Linked DNA regions of Homo sapiens: region 1 is linked to region 2. The links are chromatin loops, found by intact Hi-C in ENCODE. Cell type or tissue: Calu3. All regions are shown on one strand.

Region 1 (8,000 bases), 260 kb after region 2:
GATGGAGTTTTGCTCTTGTCACCCAGGCTGGAGTGCAATGGCCTGGTCTCAGCTCACTGCAACCTCTGCCTCCCAGGTCAAGCGATTCTCCTGTCTCAGCCTCCCAAGTAGCTGGGCTTACAGGTGCCTGCCACCACGCCCTACTAGTTTTTGTATTTGTAGTAGAGACGGGGTTTCACCATGTTGCTCATGCTGGTCTCGAACTCCTGACCTCAGGCAATCCACCTGCTTCGGCCTCCTAAAGTGCTGGGATTACAGGCATGAGTCACCATGCCCAGCCTATGACAGGTTTAATAGGTGGGACCATTAAGAGGTGTTTAGGCCATGAAAGCTCTGCCCTCATGAATAGATTAATGTTGTTATTGTAGGAGTGGGTTTGTTATAAAAGCAAGTTTGGCCCTCTCGTGCTCTCACCCCCTCTTGCCCTTCTGCCTTCTGCCATGGGATCATGCTGCACTAAAGTCTTCACCACATGTCAGCATCATGCACTTGGACTTCCAGGACTCCAGAACCATGAGCCAAATAAACTTCTTTTCCTTATAAATTACCTAGCTTGTGGCATTCTGTTATAGCAACACAAAATGGACTAAGTATGTGACATATGCTTTTAAATGTTATAAAAATTGCAACCATACATTAACCGTTCTAAAACATTGAAAGTAATATTTCTTTAGAGTGAATGAAAACTTATACATTTGAAAAAAATGAATGAGACTTCTGAGGTATGTAATATAAAATTATACAGGCCTGACATAGGAAGGCAAAATAAATTAAATATCTTAATTGGAAAATTGATATTTAACTGTATTTGCCCCCCTATGACTTAAGAGTAGTCTAGACATTATACTTTTCTATCTAGTGTGCTGAAATATGTCTTGATGGTAAATTCAAGTAATAGCTACACGTGTCTTGTATTTTTGCAGTTAGTTGAATGAACAGGTTTAGTTATCATTAGTCATAGAACTCCAGGCCACGGTATGATTAAATAATATTCAATTTATAATTCATTCTAAATATGAGTTTTATATTTAGATTCCTGTTGAGATATCACATAGAATAAAATAATTTAGCTCTCCCTCTCCCTCTCTCCCTCTCTCCCTCTCCCCACAGTCTCCCTCTCCCTCTCTTTCCACGGTCTCCCTCTGATGCCGAGCCGAAGCTGGACTGTACTGCTGCCATCTTGGCTCACTGCAACCTCCCTGCCTGATTCTCCTGCCTCAGCCTGCCGAGTGCCTGCGATTGCAGGCGCGCGCCACCACGCCTGACTGGTTTTCGTATTTTTTTGGTGGAGACGGGGTTTCGCTGTGTTGGCCGGGCTGGTCTCCAGCTCCTAACCGCGAGTGATCCGCCAGCCTCGGCCTCCCGAGGTGCCGGGATTGCAGACGGAGTCTCGTTCACTCAGTGCTCAATGGTGCCCAGGCTGGAGTGCAGTGTCGTGATCTCGGCTCACTACAACCTCCACCTCCCAGCCGCCTGCCTTGGTCTCCCAAAGTGCCGAGATTGCAGCCTCTGCCCGGCCGCCACCCAGTCTGGGAAGTGAGGAGCGTCTCTGCCTGGCCGCCCATCGACTGGGATGTGAGGAGCCCCTCTGCCTGGCTGCCCAGTCTGGAAAGTGAGGAGCGTCTCTGCCCAGCCGCCATCCCATCTAGGAAGTGAGGAGTGTCTCTGCCCGGCCGCCCATCGTCTGAGATGTGGGGAGCGCCTCTACCCTGCCGCCCGGTCCGGGATGTGAGGAGCATCTCTGCCCGGCCGCCCTGTCTGAGAAGTGAGGAGACCCTCTGCCTGGCAACCGCCCCATCTGAGAAGTGAGGAGCCCCTCCGCCCGGCAGCCGCCCTGTCTGAGAAGTGAGGAGCCCCTCCGCCCAGCAGCCACCCCGTCTGGGAAGTGAGGAGCGTCTCCGCCCGGCAGCCACCTCGTCCGGGAGGGAGGTGGGGGGGTCAGCCCCCCGCCCGGCCAGCCGCCCCGTCCGGGAGGGAGGTGGGGGGGGTCAGCCCCCCGCCCGGCCAGCCGCCCAGTCCGGGAGGTGAGGGGCGCCTCTGCCCGGCCGCCCCTACTGGGAAGTGAGGAGCCGCTCTGCCTGGCTGGCCGCCCCGTCCGGGAGGGAGGTGGGGGGGTCAGCCCCCTGCCCGGCCAGCCACCCCGTCCGGGAGGGAGGTGGGGGCGTCAGCCCCCCGCCCGACCAGCCGCACCGTCCGGGAGGTGAGGGGCGCCTCTGCCCGGCCGCCCCTACTGGGAAGTGAGGAGCCCCTCTGCCCGGCCAGCCACCCCGTCCGGGAGGGAGGTGGGGGGGGGGGGTCAGCCCCGTGCCCGGCCAGCCGCCCTGTCCGGGAGGTGAGGGGCGCCTCTGCCTGGCTGCCCCTACTGGGAAGTGAGGAGCCCCTCTTCCCGGCCACCACCCCGTCTGGGAGGTGTACCCAACAGCTCACTGAGAACGGGCCATGATGACAATGGCGGTTTTGTGGAATAGAAAGGGGGGAAAGGTGGGGAAATGATTGAGAAATCGGATGGTTGCCGTGTCTGTGTAGAAAGAGGTAGACATGGGAGACTTTTCATTTTGTTCTGTACTAAGAAAAATTCTTCTGCCTTGGGATCCTGTTGATCTGTGACCTTACCCCCAACCCTGTGCTCTCTGAAACATGTGCTGTATCCACTCAGGGTTGAATGGATTAAGGGCGGTGCAAGATGTGCTTTGTTAAACAGATGCTTGAAGGTAGCATGCTCGTTAAGAGTCATCACCACTCCCTAATCTCAAGTCCAGGGACACAAACACTGCGGAAGGCCGAAGGGTCCTCTGCCTAGGAAAACCAGAGACCTTTGTTCACTTGTTTATCTGCTGACCTTCCCTCCACTATTGTCCTGTGACCCTGCCAAATCCCCCTCTGCGAGAAACACCCAAGAATGATCAATAAAAAAATAAAATAAAATAAAATAAAATAAAATAAAAAAAGAGTTCCTCCTGCCTTGTCCTCCTAAAGTAGTTGGGATTACAGGTGTGAGCCACCGCACCTGCCCTAAATTTTTTTTAATTTGGTGTCCTGAGATAAGAAAATGTTTCACCATTTGTTAAAATTTTCTTTTGTATCATTTACAAAATTGTTCATTAATTTCTAATAGATACATTCAATGTTTTTTATACTGAGACAAAAAGGAATTTTGAATTTTTTGCAATAAATTGCATTTTAGTTGTGAATTTGGCATTTAAAAAATCCATTCTAATAAATTTTCAGTACAATTAAAAAAAAATAATTTACTGTAATTCTTTCTGCAAGCTTTTAAAGAAATTATATGAGGTAAGACTGCCGCCTGCTGGTCAAGATGTGTTGCTCATTTACATTTCAAACTTGTTTTTCACGATAGCATAGGATGTGATAAATCCAATTCAAAGCAATCCAACATACAGACTTTTGAGATGTCCTAGGTTGTCACAAATTATTGATGCTTGGACATTCTAACAATTATCATTCCCACAAGCCTTTCGTGTTTATCCTTCCCTCTTGATGACTGTTGATAACAAATCTCTGGCTGCATATTTCTGAGTCTTTGAAATGTACAACTTAGGGGCTAAGTTGCATTTATGCTCCTTTCTCTTGAGCAATGTGAGCTAAGCATCCATCTGTAGGTGAGAGATCTCTAAGTGTTGCTGAACCTGCTGCATAACTGCACTCCTCTACCTTATCTTTTTCTGACGACATCTCACAAACATATTGGCAATGCTGCTTTGTCCTCTTCTGGAACCCCAGCATAAAGATGTCCCCCACTCCTCTCACTGGCTCTGAGCCCAGCCCCAAGGTCACCCATCACTCAGGTGATCCTCAGCTCAGCCCTAAGGTGACACAGTCTTGTATCATGACTCCAGGGGAGCAGTTCCCAACCTTTTTGGCACGAGGGACTGGTTTTGTGGAAGACAATTTTTCCATGAACCGGGGTTGGGGGGATGGTTTTGGGATGATTCAAGTGCATTACATTTGTTGTGCACTTTATTTCTATTTTTATTACGTTGTAATATATAACAAAAAGTTAGACAAGTCACCGTAATGTAGAATCTGGGAGCCCTGAGCTTGTTTTCCTGAAACTAGATGGTTCTACCTGGGCATGATGGGAGACAGTGACAGATCATCTGGCATTAGATTCTCATAAGGAGTGTGCAACCTACATCCCTCACATGTGCAGTTCACAATAGGGTTCACGCTCCTGTGAGAATCTAATGCCCCTGCTGATCTGACAGGAGGCGGAGCTCAGGCAGAAATGCAAGTGATGGGGAGCAGCTGTAAATACAGATGAAGCTCGCCTCCTGCTGTGCAGCCCAGTTCCTACTGGGCCATGGACTGGGGGTTGGGCAACCCTGCTCTAGGGGACAGATAACTGAGTTTGAAGGCCTGCTCTACCCCTGACCACCTCAATTACTCATTTTGGTTGTGATGAGCATGCACTCCTATAATAAGTAAAAAATAAGTTGTTATAAACATCCTTCCCTAAATGCTTCAACCACCAACCTGCCCTGACCTGAGGCTGATGCTGAGTTCCAAGGGGGCTCAGGTCTAAGAAACAAAGTTCAGATGCAAGTTCTTGGGTGTCAGTTTCAGTTCCCAGACATTGCTCCACCTTCTCCTTATTCCCAAGAATACCAAATTATGCACATCCTGTCTGCTCTCCCCAAACTTACTGAGCATGTTGAAATTAAATTGTACCCTGACAACTTGAAAATCCTTTTCATGATTAAACAAATATTTATGGAACACTTTCCAGGTAGCAAGAACTTGCTAAATACTGCATTTAAAAAGATGAATGTGCTTTCCAAATGCTTAATTTGCACCATGAACACTGCTTATTCAGGACTGCCAAGAGAGACCCATCCAGCAGAGGTATCTATCAACTCTATTGAGGAAAAAAAGGCAAACACAAGAAATTTCAGGCACGTGAAGTTTGTAAGACCAAGAAAGGTAAAAAAGAAATCTTGAGAAATTCAAATGTGACATTATGTAATAGCCAGGAAAGTTACTTTGTTGTTGGGATTAAAATAGTTAAGAGATTTTTGTGAACTTCTTCTGGACATGGGCTCTTTTCCTGATCTTGTATTTCCAGCACCTCTCACAGTAGCTGCATATAGTTAGCACTTAATTAACATTTATTGAACTAATTGCCTCACTTGCTCTTGCTTACTGAAACAGTCATAATCATTATCCCCTTCATCTAGCAAATACAAAGTTAGGCGGAATGCGCACAGACTAAGTAAGAAACAGACAAGTGAAGCTGGAGAAGCTTCAAATGTTTGGAGGACGCCTGGGGCATTTCTCCCCAGGCTCCAGATGAATTCTGTGGTGCTAACTGTGATGCAGGAAACTTGGAGTCCCTGGGATTGCAAAGTCTGTCTGCCAAGGAAGGAGGTCTTCAAAGTACATGAGAAAGGAAAACGAGAATGAAAAATGGATTTGGCAATAAAGATGAGGGAGAAAGTCATGCGTCACATCTCGGTGAACCTTTTAACTGCTGATAATAGACATGTATAGCAGAGTCTTCTAAGGCTCACAAATAACAACAATGACGCTATGTGCTTTGCATGCATTACCTAAGTTAATGTTCAAAACAACTGGAAGCAGATTTGCCCCATTTTACAAATGAGGAGGAAACCGAGGTTCCGGGAGGTTGCTAGCTGCTCGGTGCAAGAGGCCTAGATTTCTGCGTATCTCAGCTTTCAACATGCCTTTCTCACTAAGCTTAATTATTTCTAGCTTTTGATTTAAAGTGAGAGACTTGAGATTCTTCCTTTCACTTCAACACTTAGAGGTTATTGCAAGATTCTTTTTTTTTTTTTTTTGAGACAGGGTCTTGCTCTGTCGCCCAGGCTAGAGTGTGGTGGCACAATCTTGGCTCACTGCAGCCTCCACTTCCTGGGCTCAGGTGATTCTTTCATCTCAGCCTCCCAAGTAGCTGGGACTACAGGTGTGCACCAGCATGCTAGTTAATTTTTGTAGTTTTTGTAGAGACAGGGTTTCTCCATGTTGCCCAGGCTGGTGTTGAACTCCTGGACTCAAGTGATCTGCCTGCCTCAGCATCTTAAAGTGCTGGGATTACAGGCTATTGTAGGATTTTTGATTGATTGATTGATTGATTGATTGAGATGGAGTCTCACTGTGTTGCTCAGGCTGGAGTGCAGTGGCGCAATCTCAGCTCACTGCAACCTCCACCTCCCAGGTTCAAGCAATTCTCCTGCCTCAGCCTCCCAAGTAGTTGGAATTACAGGCATGTGCCACAATGCCTGGCTAGGTGTATTGTTTTGTTTTTGTTTTGTATTTTTAGGAGCGATTTGTATTTTTGGTATTTTTAGGAGAGATGGGGTTTCACATGTTGGCCAGGCTGGTCTCAAACTCCTGGCCTCCAGTGATCCACCCGCCTTAGCCTCCCAAAGTGTTAGGATTACAGGTGTGAGCCACTCTGCTCGGCCGGTATTGTAGGATTCTTAATTGGCCTAATTTCAATATTGTTGCGTCTCAGAAAATAGGGAGGCCTGAGGAGAGAGATGGGGAAATGTCTGGTGTGTGAAACAGAACACACATAACATTTATTGATGAAGTTTGCTATCTTACAGGGGCACAGTTCATGGCAACCCCCAAAATTATAATAGTAATGTCAAAGACAATTATCAAGCAGCATAACATATATAATAATAATTAAAAAGTGAAATATTGTGAGAATTACCCAGATGAGACACAGAGACGCAAAGTGAAGGCATGTGGTTGGAAAAATGGTGCTAATGCAGAAGGTTGCCACGAACCTTCCATTTGTAAGAAATGCAGTCTCTGAAAAGTGTTATAAAGTAAAGCTCAATAAAGTGAGGCAGCCCTGCACATGCCTTGTTTTCTCTGCTGCTGCCATGCTGGTCTCCTGCCTGTTCCTGGGCTGCTGAATTGAGGAGGCTCAAACTTGCTTTAGGGCCTTGCTCTTCCCTCAGCCACCACTTGTCTAACATGAGTCTTTGCTCACCTTCTCACTTTCTCAATGAGGACTGAGCACCACCCCACTGAACACTGCGACATGCTCTTCCCCTGCACTCCCAGACCCTCTTCTTTACCCTCTCCAACCCATCATGGTCCTTTTACACTTCTAACATCCTATGCAATCCACTTATTTATTATGCTTATTCCTTTCTTTTTTTTTTTTGAGACAGAGTCTTGCTCTGTTACCCAGGCTGAAGTGCAGTGGCGTGATCTTGGCTCACTGCAACCTCTGCCTCCTGGGTTCAGGCAATTATCCTGCCTCAGCCTCCCAAGTAGCTGGGATTACAGGCATGCACCACCACGCCCGGCTAATTTTTTGTATTTTTAGTAGAGACAAGATTTCACCATGTTGGTCAGGCTGGTCTTGAACTCCTGACCTCAAGTGATCCACCCACCTTGGCCTCTTAAAGTGCTAGGATTACAAGCGTGAGCCACTGCGCCCGGCCTATTATGCTTATTACTTATGGGCTTTCCCCATATTCGAATGTAAGCTCCACGATAACAAGGACCTATTCACTGATAGTTCACAAACACTCAGAACGATTCCTGGCAATGTGGGCATCCATACATACAGTTTGAATAAACATATCCTTTTGTTCGCAAATAAAAATGGGATTGTATTGTAGAAACTGCTTTATAAAGACTCTTTGGCCTCATATTTTTTGAATGTGTTCTCATGTCAACAGACATACGATTCAAATATTTTTCTATCCGCATCATGGGCTACTACTGAATACCAGTTTTCGTCAGTTAATGTTTAATCAATCAAGCAATTAATTTGCTTTCATGGTAACCTTTTTTAAAAACAGCTTTATTGAGATGTAATTCACATACCATAAAATCCACCCATTTAAAATGTACAATTCACCTGTAATCCCAGCACTTTGGGAGGCCGAGGCTGGTGGATAACCTGGGGTGAGGAGTTCAAGACCAGCCTGGCCAACATGGTGAAATCCCTTCTCTACTAAAAATACAAAAAAAATTATCTGGGTGTGCTGGCGAGC
Region 2 (8,000 bases):
TATCCGTTCCCTTCCTGAAAAATATGAACAATATCACAGAAGGTGTACACCCCTGCGATATTGGGAGTAACATCATCCTTTCCCACCCTGAGTATTATGAACAATATCACAGGGGGGTGCACACCCCACTCGATATTGGGAGTAATATCACCCTCTTCCTCCTAGATATTACGAACAATATCACATAGGGGTGTACACCCTCTGTGATATTAAGTGTAATATTATACTCTTCCCCCTTGGATATTATGAACAATATCCCAGAGGGGTGTACACCTCCTGCGATATGGGGTGTAATAGCATCCTCTCCCCTTTTGGATATTATGAAAAATATCACAGGGGGGTGTACAACCCCTGTGATATTGGGAGCAACATAATTCTTTCCCCCCTGGATATTTCAAAAATATCACAAGGGGATGTACACCCCTTATGATGTTTGTAGTAATATCATCCTCTCTCCCCTGGATATTACGAACAATATCACAGGAGGGTGTACACTCCCTGGGATATTGGGAGTAATATCATCCTCTTTCCCCCTGTATATTACGAACAATATCACAGGGGCGTGTACACCCCCTGCGTATTGAAAGTAATATCATTCACTTCCCCCCTGGATATTGTATATCATATCACAGGGGCGTGTACACCCTCTGCTACATTGGGAGAAATATCATCGTCTCCTCCCGTGGATATTATGAGCAATATCATAGGGGAATGTACCCCGCCTGCGATATTGGGAGTAATATCCTCTCCCACCCTGAATATTACAAACAATATCATAAGGGGGTGTACATCCCCTGCGATATTGGGAGTAATATCCTTTTCCACCCTGAATATCATGAACAATATTATAGGAGAATGTACACCACCTGCGATATTAAGAGTAATATCATCCTTTCCCCCCATGGATATTACAAACAATATCACAGTGTTGTGTACACCCCCTGTGATATTGGGAATAATTTTATCCTCTCCCCCCGCTCGATATTATGAAAAATATCACAGGAAGGTGTACATTCTCTGTGATATTGGCAGTTATATCATCCTCTGTTCTAGTTAATATTACGAAGACTATCACAGGGGTATGTACACCTCCTGAGATATTGGGAGTAATATCATCCTATCTCCCCCTGGAAATTAGGAACCATATCACAGGGGAATGTACATACCCTGCAATATTGGGAGTAGCATCATCTTACCCTCCCCTGCTCTTTACAAATAGTATCACAAGGGGCTGTACACCCTCTGCAATATTGAGAGTAATATCATCCTCTCTTCCCCTGGATATTACGAACAATACAGCAGGGGGTGTACACACAGGGTTTTTATGATATTGGGAGTAATATCATTCTCTCCCCACCCTGGATATTTCGAACAGTATCACAGGGGTTGTACACTCCCTGCGACATTGGGAGTAACATCATCCTCTCCTTCTCTTGATATTACGAACAATATCACAGCAGAGTGTACATCCCCTGCGATATTGGCAGAAATATCAACCTCTCCCTCTCTGGATATTACCAGCAATATCATAGGGGGTTGTACACCCCCTTCAACACTGGGAGTTATATCATCCTCTCCTCCCACTGGATATTATGAAAAATATTACAGAAGGCGTACACACAGGGTGTTTACGATATTGGGAGTAATATCATCTTCCCCCTCCCTGAATATTATGAACAATATCACGGGATGGGGTACATCCCCTGTGATATTGAGAGTAATGTCACCCTCTCCCTTCCTGGATATTATAAACAATATCACAGGGGGGTGCACACCCCTCCTATATAGGGAGTAATGTTATCCTCTCCCCCTCCCTGGATATTTCGAACAATATCACAAGGGGAATGTACTCACCCTGCGATATGGAGACTAATGTCATCCTCTCCCTCCCTGGATATTATGAATAATATCACAGGGGGGTGTGCACTCTCTGTGCTCTGGGGAGTAATGTCATTCTCTCCCCTATAAACTAAAATTTTGTTCTCTTTACCTAAGCCCAGAGCTTCCTATCACGTCAGTATCTATGTTATGAAGAAAAGGAGACTTAGGTGAGATGTTTTTATTTATCACAACTGCTGCATCAATTGCCTAGGACCTCAACAGCTTCATGAAAGTCTGGGAAATGTTCATGCATAAGGTTATTGCCTTAGCTGACTTCAAATTGCTCCATACAATGGTACATATAAACCCTTAGTGAAGCCTTTTAAAAAACAAACAGGTTGAAAAATGGGTTAAAGTAGGCAAATACAGCATCTGCCTTTAGGGCTATCAACTGAGGAATTCTCTCAATTATGAAATCTTGCAGAGAAGTTATTTTCTTTCTCAAAATCCAGGTGATGAAATATTTCTTACTCCAGATCTGGCATTTTTTCATCATCACTGTCTTGTGAATCATCACCTGCTTCATCTACTTCTGGTAAATCTACATCCTCATCCCCACCCATGTTGTTCATCATCTCGGAGAAACGATCAAAATTAGACCTGTCTTCATCTGAACCATCTTCCCAGTCTTTCCAATGATTGAAGTCCATACTAAGCCAGTTAAGCTTTGCCCTTTCTTTTGTTAACCTTGGCCATGACTGGCCAGATTCTCCTTTTCGTAAACAACATAAAATTGATCTGTCCGTTCTTTTATGCTTGGAATCATTTGGATCAATAGAGTAAAAAAGACCAATTTCATTTAAATGCTTAAAATTATCACTTCCTCCAAGACAACTGAATGTAAGTTTGGATTTTTCAAAATTTACATTAACATCCTTATTGTCTTCAACACAAGATTCAGTGAAGACACAGTCCCTTCGATCGTACCACTTTGCAAAAGCAGGCTGCATTGTGAATGCGGCAGGGGGACGGGCGAACGGGTGGGCGGGCGGCTGTCTGGCGGCGGCTGCTCTCCGGTGGGGACTCCGCGTTTTCTCCCTGGTCGCCGCTGCCTCTTCTCGCTCCCCTCAGGCGACGGCGGCAGCTACAGCTGCTTCTTTATACGTTTTTCTGCTTAGATCAGGGAAAACTGGCTGGATTAAATTAGCCACAGGAGGGCTCCACTGCAGTTTCTGGAAAAGAAAATTCTGCAGTCATACTTTCTGGTACACAGTTGTATCTGTGCAGTCTTCAATCGGCCACGCCTATTTATAAACGTGAAAGATGAAGCCAGGGTGGCCGGGCACGATGGCTCGTGCCTACAATCCCAGCTCTTTGGAATGCCGAGGCGGGAGGATCACTTCAGGTCAGGAGTTCGAGAACAGCCTGGCCAACATGGTGAAACCCCTGTCTCAACCAAAAAATACAAAGATTAGCCGGGCGTTAGTGGTGCCCGCCTGTGATCCCAGCTACTGGGGAGGCTGAGGCAGAAGGATCCCTTGAACCCCAGAGAAGGAGATTGCAGTGAACTGAGATAGCGCCACTGCACTCCAGCCATGGCAAAAAGAATGAAACTCCGTCTCAAAAGAAAAAAAAGAAGCCAGGGCAGGCAACTCAGGTACCTTTTGGACGTCCATTAACAAAAATTCGAGAGAACTTTCTGGAAACCTAGAGTATATTTCTGTGGGAAAAACACAAAATTGAGACTTGAAATGATAAGCTCTGATTTGTTCATTTTTTTAATCTTAAACATTTAAAGTTTCACAGCAACAGCTTATATTCAGGGTATGCAATTTATAGGTAGCTAATGCATGAAAAATATGATTACAGTTTTGTATTACCCATTATTTTTCTCTTGTCAACCACAAAGAATTTCATTATTATCTAATCTGTGGCCCAGATGCTGCCTGTCTTTGTTTCATCTATAACAGCATTTCCTATCATGTGGCTACAGGATAATAATTGTGATTACAAAAAGAAAAAAGTACAGGAACTCACAGGTGAAACAGAGCTGAACACAACTTTTACAGAACTCATCAGCTCCTCACTGTAAATCTCCTAGATTGGCCTCTCATGTACCTTTTTTTTTTTTCCTTTTTTCCTTGAAACATTTGCTGCTCTTTTTAGAAATCACAAACAGGGTTTCAAAAGTTATTTAAAAAAAAAAAGCCTGAAGAAAGAATCCAAAATTTGAGACCATACCTATTCTAAGAAGTGGTGAAAACCACATGGAAAAATATCAAGTAGTTTGTGTCTAATGCTTTCAGAATTCCCTCTTGTACTTTACTCACAGGAGAAGTTATAGGAACCCCTACAGGAATTACAATGACAGGGCCAGACCCAGGAACAGCCTGCACACTCGAGTTTTGAAGTTTTAACTCATTCTCTCTCCAGCTGTCTCACACTTGTTGTTTGTTGTTTTGTTCGTTTCTTTCTAATTTAGAAAAAAAAAAAGTAGTAGTCAGGGAGTCTAGTCAAATACATCGGAGTTGGGGGGAATTATTAGATACCCAAATCTTAGTGATGCATTTGACTATTTTTCGGGATGAAAAGCATATATGGGTAGACATTGGCTTGGAGGGGAAATGGTGACACAGGAGAGATGAAGGAGCAGCACTTTGAAGTTGATTTTTGAAGAAAAACCATTAGTTTTCATCATTGTATAAGGACATCACTCTATGAATCATAGCAATAGGCAATTTGCAATTTAAAAAATAAATAAAAAGGCATCCTTGTGGCTAAATGGCAGTTTAGATTACAGTTCCTAAGGCCCACTGAAAATCATAAGCTACTGTCTTTCCTGAGCACATAAATGAATTTTTCTTCCATTTTGACAGCTCTATCCCTCCAGGTCATCCAGCTATTTTATCCCTTAATATTGGCTACTCTTCCTCCTCTCTCAGACGTCTCACTTTTTGCACCCAGCCCCCAAACACACTAAAAGATTAAACTCAAGCAGCCTTCCCTATTGGGAAACCTTTTTTTTTTTTTTTTTGAGACAGAGTCTTTGCTCTGTCGCTCAGGCTGGAGTGCGGTGGTGCCATCAATCTCGGCTCACTGCGACCTCTGCCTCCCGGCTTCAAGCGATTCTCCTGCCTCAGCCTCCTGAGTAGCTGGGATTACAGGGACACACCACCATGCCTGGCTAATTTTTGTATTTTTAGTAGAGACTGGGTTTCACCATGTTGGCCAGGCTAGTCTCAAACTCCTGGGCTCAAGTGATCCACCTGCCTCAGCCTCCCAAAAGTGCTGGGATTACAGGTGTGAGCCACTGTGCCCAGCCCCCTACTGGAGACTTTTGATGGGCATTTTTATTTATCTAATTACGGAAAAGGAAAGTAACAAAAATGAACTGTGCAGATAGAGACTCTCCTCATATAGGAGTTGTTAGATCAAATCCTGCTTCCAAAATAAAGAAATAAAGAGGTGAAATGAAGACAGGGTTGAGCTGAAGAAAATTTCATGCAGTTAGCACTAGGGGAAGTGGGAGAACATAGATGGAAGCAGCACCTACTGGATGTGCTCTTTTGTGAAAGGTGCTTAATGGCTGCTCACTTTGGAGATGACTGAGTCCAAACTGCCTCATCTAATTCTTCAAGTCATCTTCCATCTGCCTGTTAAGCAGTAACAGGCCTCCTGAGATTATTCCCTTATGTCAAAATGGGATGTCATGTTAATCCACACCATGACCATTTTGTATCTTTCTTCCCTTTGTTTTCCAGTTTATAACACTTTCCACCTCTACCTCTCATTCTGGAAAATTCTCCCATGCTCTAGACTTGAATCTCTGATACTTCACCTCCCACTTATGTGAACTTGGGCGTGTTACTTGATATTGCTATGCTTCAATTTTCTTATGTGTAACTGCAGATAATAATAGTCCCTACCTCATAAAGTTGTTACAGAGATTAAGTAATAATATGCATGTAAAACATCGATTGAGCTATTATTACACAGCCTTTAAGATTCAAGTTCAAATCCCCCTTCCAGGCCGGGTGCAGTTGCTCACCTCTGTAATCTCAGCATTTTGGGAGGCCAAGGTGGGCGGATTACCTGAGGTCAGGAGTTCGAGACCAGTCCGGCCAATAGGGCGAAACCCTGTCTCTACTATAAATACAAAAATTAGCAGGGTGTGGTGGCGGGTGCCTGTAATCTCAGCTACTCAGGAGGCTGAGGCAGGAGCATCACTTGAATCCTGGAGGTGGAGGTTGCAGCGAGCCGAGATCGAGCCACTGCACTCCAGCCTGGGTGACAGAGCAAGACACCATCTCAAAAAAACAAAACAAAACAAAAACAAAAAACCAAATCCCACTTCTTCGTAAAGTCATCTCCAATACTCCCCAATGGAAAGGGCAGTTTCCTTCGCTGATTTATTGTAGCACTTACTGTCCTCACGGACAACAAGGCCCTTAGCATACATGGTCTTGTGGTCTAATTGTGTACATCTTTTCTCATCTGAACTACAGGGAAATTTTTTGGATGGTAGGGAGTGTGTCTTCTTGCAGTATCTAGCACAGTGTTCAGCATACAGCAGATATTTAATAAATAATTATTAAATCAAAAAGTCAAATGGATATTTTAATGAATTGGTTGAATGAATCAATGATTTAGGGGGTCAAAGCCAGTTTTGCAACTCTTAATTCATTGCCCACATGAAAGGCATAAAAGTGTCTGGCATCAATTAGAATGGCTGAAGAGGATTTTTGGAGAATTCAGTCCCTGGGAACCAGAAGCACCTAAGTGAGGGGGTGTCCAGTTGTGGGAGTGGAAGGCCAGAAATGAGAGAGAGAAGCCACAAGCCTCCTGTTCCTGTGCAGACCTTAGCTGAGAGGGAAGACTTTAACTTTTAATGAAGATTACAGTTTTACTTATTGCACTAGACTGGACATATTCATCACTGAACCGAGACTAATTTTTAATGATGACATCATCGGAAGACTTTTTGTTATTTGACAGTGACTAAGAGCTAAGTGATTCATCTTAGTTTTTATCTGAACAGTAGAGGAAGAACCAGCCCAAAAGATGGATTCGAATGGCCAAGTGAGAAAACAACATTGTCTCCTCATTTCATCTCAGGAGCCCCACTGTTAATGCAATGGTGTCATGAGGTTGATTTAGTGTCTGCGGATCCTGGCCTGTTGGACAGCAGGCAGGAATGCCTGGAATGCCAGGCAGAGGTAGAAGTGTTTGTAGGGAGAGGAATAAAACTATCAAAGGGAAGCAGAGGTCATGAAATGATGACCTGCTCCTGGCAGAAAGGGGACCCTGCCACGTAGCCATCAGCTCACTCCCATCCACCTTTGTTTTGTTTTTTGAGACAGAGTCTTTCTCTGCTGCCCAGGCTGGAGTACAGTGGCGTGATCTTGGCTCACCACAACCTCCGTCTCCTGGGTTCAAGCAAATCTCATGCCACAGCCTTGGTTAGCTTGAGTAGCTGTGATTACAGGTGCACACCACCACATCCAGCTAATTTTTGTATTTTTAGTAGAGATGAGGTTTCGCTATGTTGGCCAGGCTGGTCTCGAACTCTTGGCCTCATGTGACCCACCTGCCTTGGCCTCCCAAAGTGCTGGGATTACAGGTGTGAGCCACTGCACCCGACCCCATCCAACTGTTTTGATTGCTGCACAGATGTGGATGCTTCTGCTGGTCATCATCTCTGCTTCTCTCCCTCTAGAGGCCTCTCATCTCCCCCTGCAAAACTGCCAACCTGAGTTACTGCCCAGTTTTTCTTCTTGGGCCCCACAGCACAAGCTGAGAGTATGCACCTGGATTTACTAGGCTCTCAGGAGAGTTCTGATTCTTTCAAATGTCCATTAGATTGTTTGTTTTTAATGTTTCTATTGGGATGCAATTGTCAGTTGTGCTTCTGCACAAACAGAACCCCTTTTATTCCATGGGATATTTTCAGAGAAGTCATCGCGCAGTATCTTTCACAGAACGAATTGCTCTTATAACCGGTTTGCTTACAGGACACACCTGCAGCTGGCAAGCCTTGAGAGTTTACCATTTATAGAAGCTGCACCTGAGATCCATTTGGACTGCTGCTTGCAAATTATTACATGTGAAATTATGAACTCTAACTTAAGCGTTCCTTGGAATTGTCTTAGGAAGAGAAAGATGCATTTTGATGGCTGGGG

Evidence for each region. Hi-C counts contacts between places; a loop is a spot of excess contacts. Peaks named below come from ENCODE experiments on the same cell type or tissue, not always from the same donor. Only the 100,000 strongest peaks of a DNase experiment are listed, where the experiment ranks them.
Region 1: it touches region 2 in a loop (7-fold over the local background); 31 of 110 quality-filtered maps call a loop at or near these places.

Annotation. Positions count from the first base shown.
Region 1 is chr4:170,044,652-170,052,651 of GRCh38, forward strand. No RefSeq gene overlaps it. Among named protein-coding and RNA genes, the nearest start is that of MFAP3L, 22 kb to the left of the region's middle. RefSeq lists an enhancer at 814-1,353. In Calu3, no CTCF peak of the experiment used is centred here; a DNase peak (open chromatin) is centred at 3,290.
Region 2 is chr4:169,788,872-169,796,871 of GRCh38, forward strand. It overlaps the pseudogene PTGES3P3. Among named protein-coding and RNA genes, the nearest start is that of HPF1, 35 kb to the left of the region's middle. In Calu3, a CTCF peak has its summit at 3,066 (motif pointing right); a DNase peak (open chromatin) is centred at 2,990.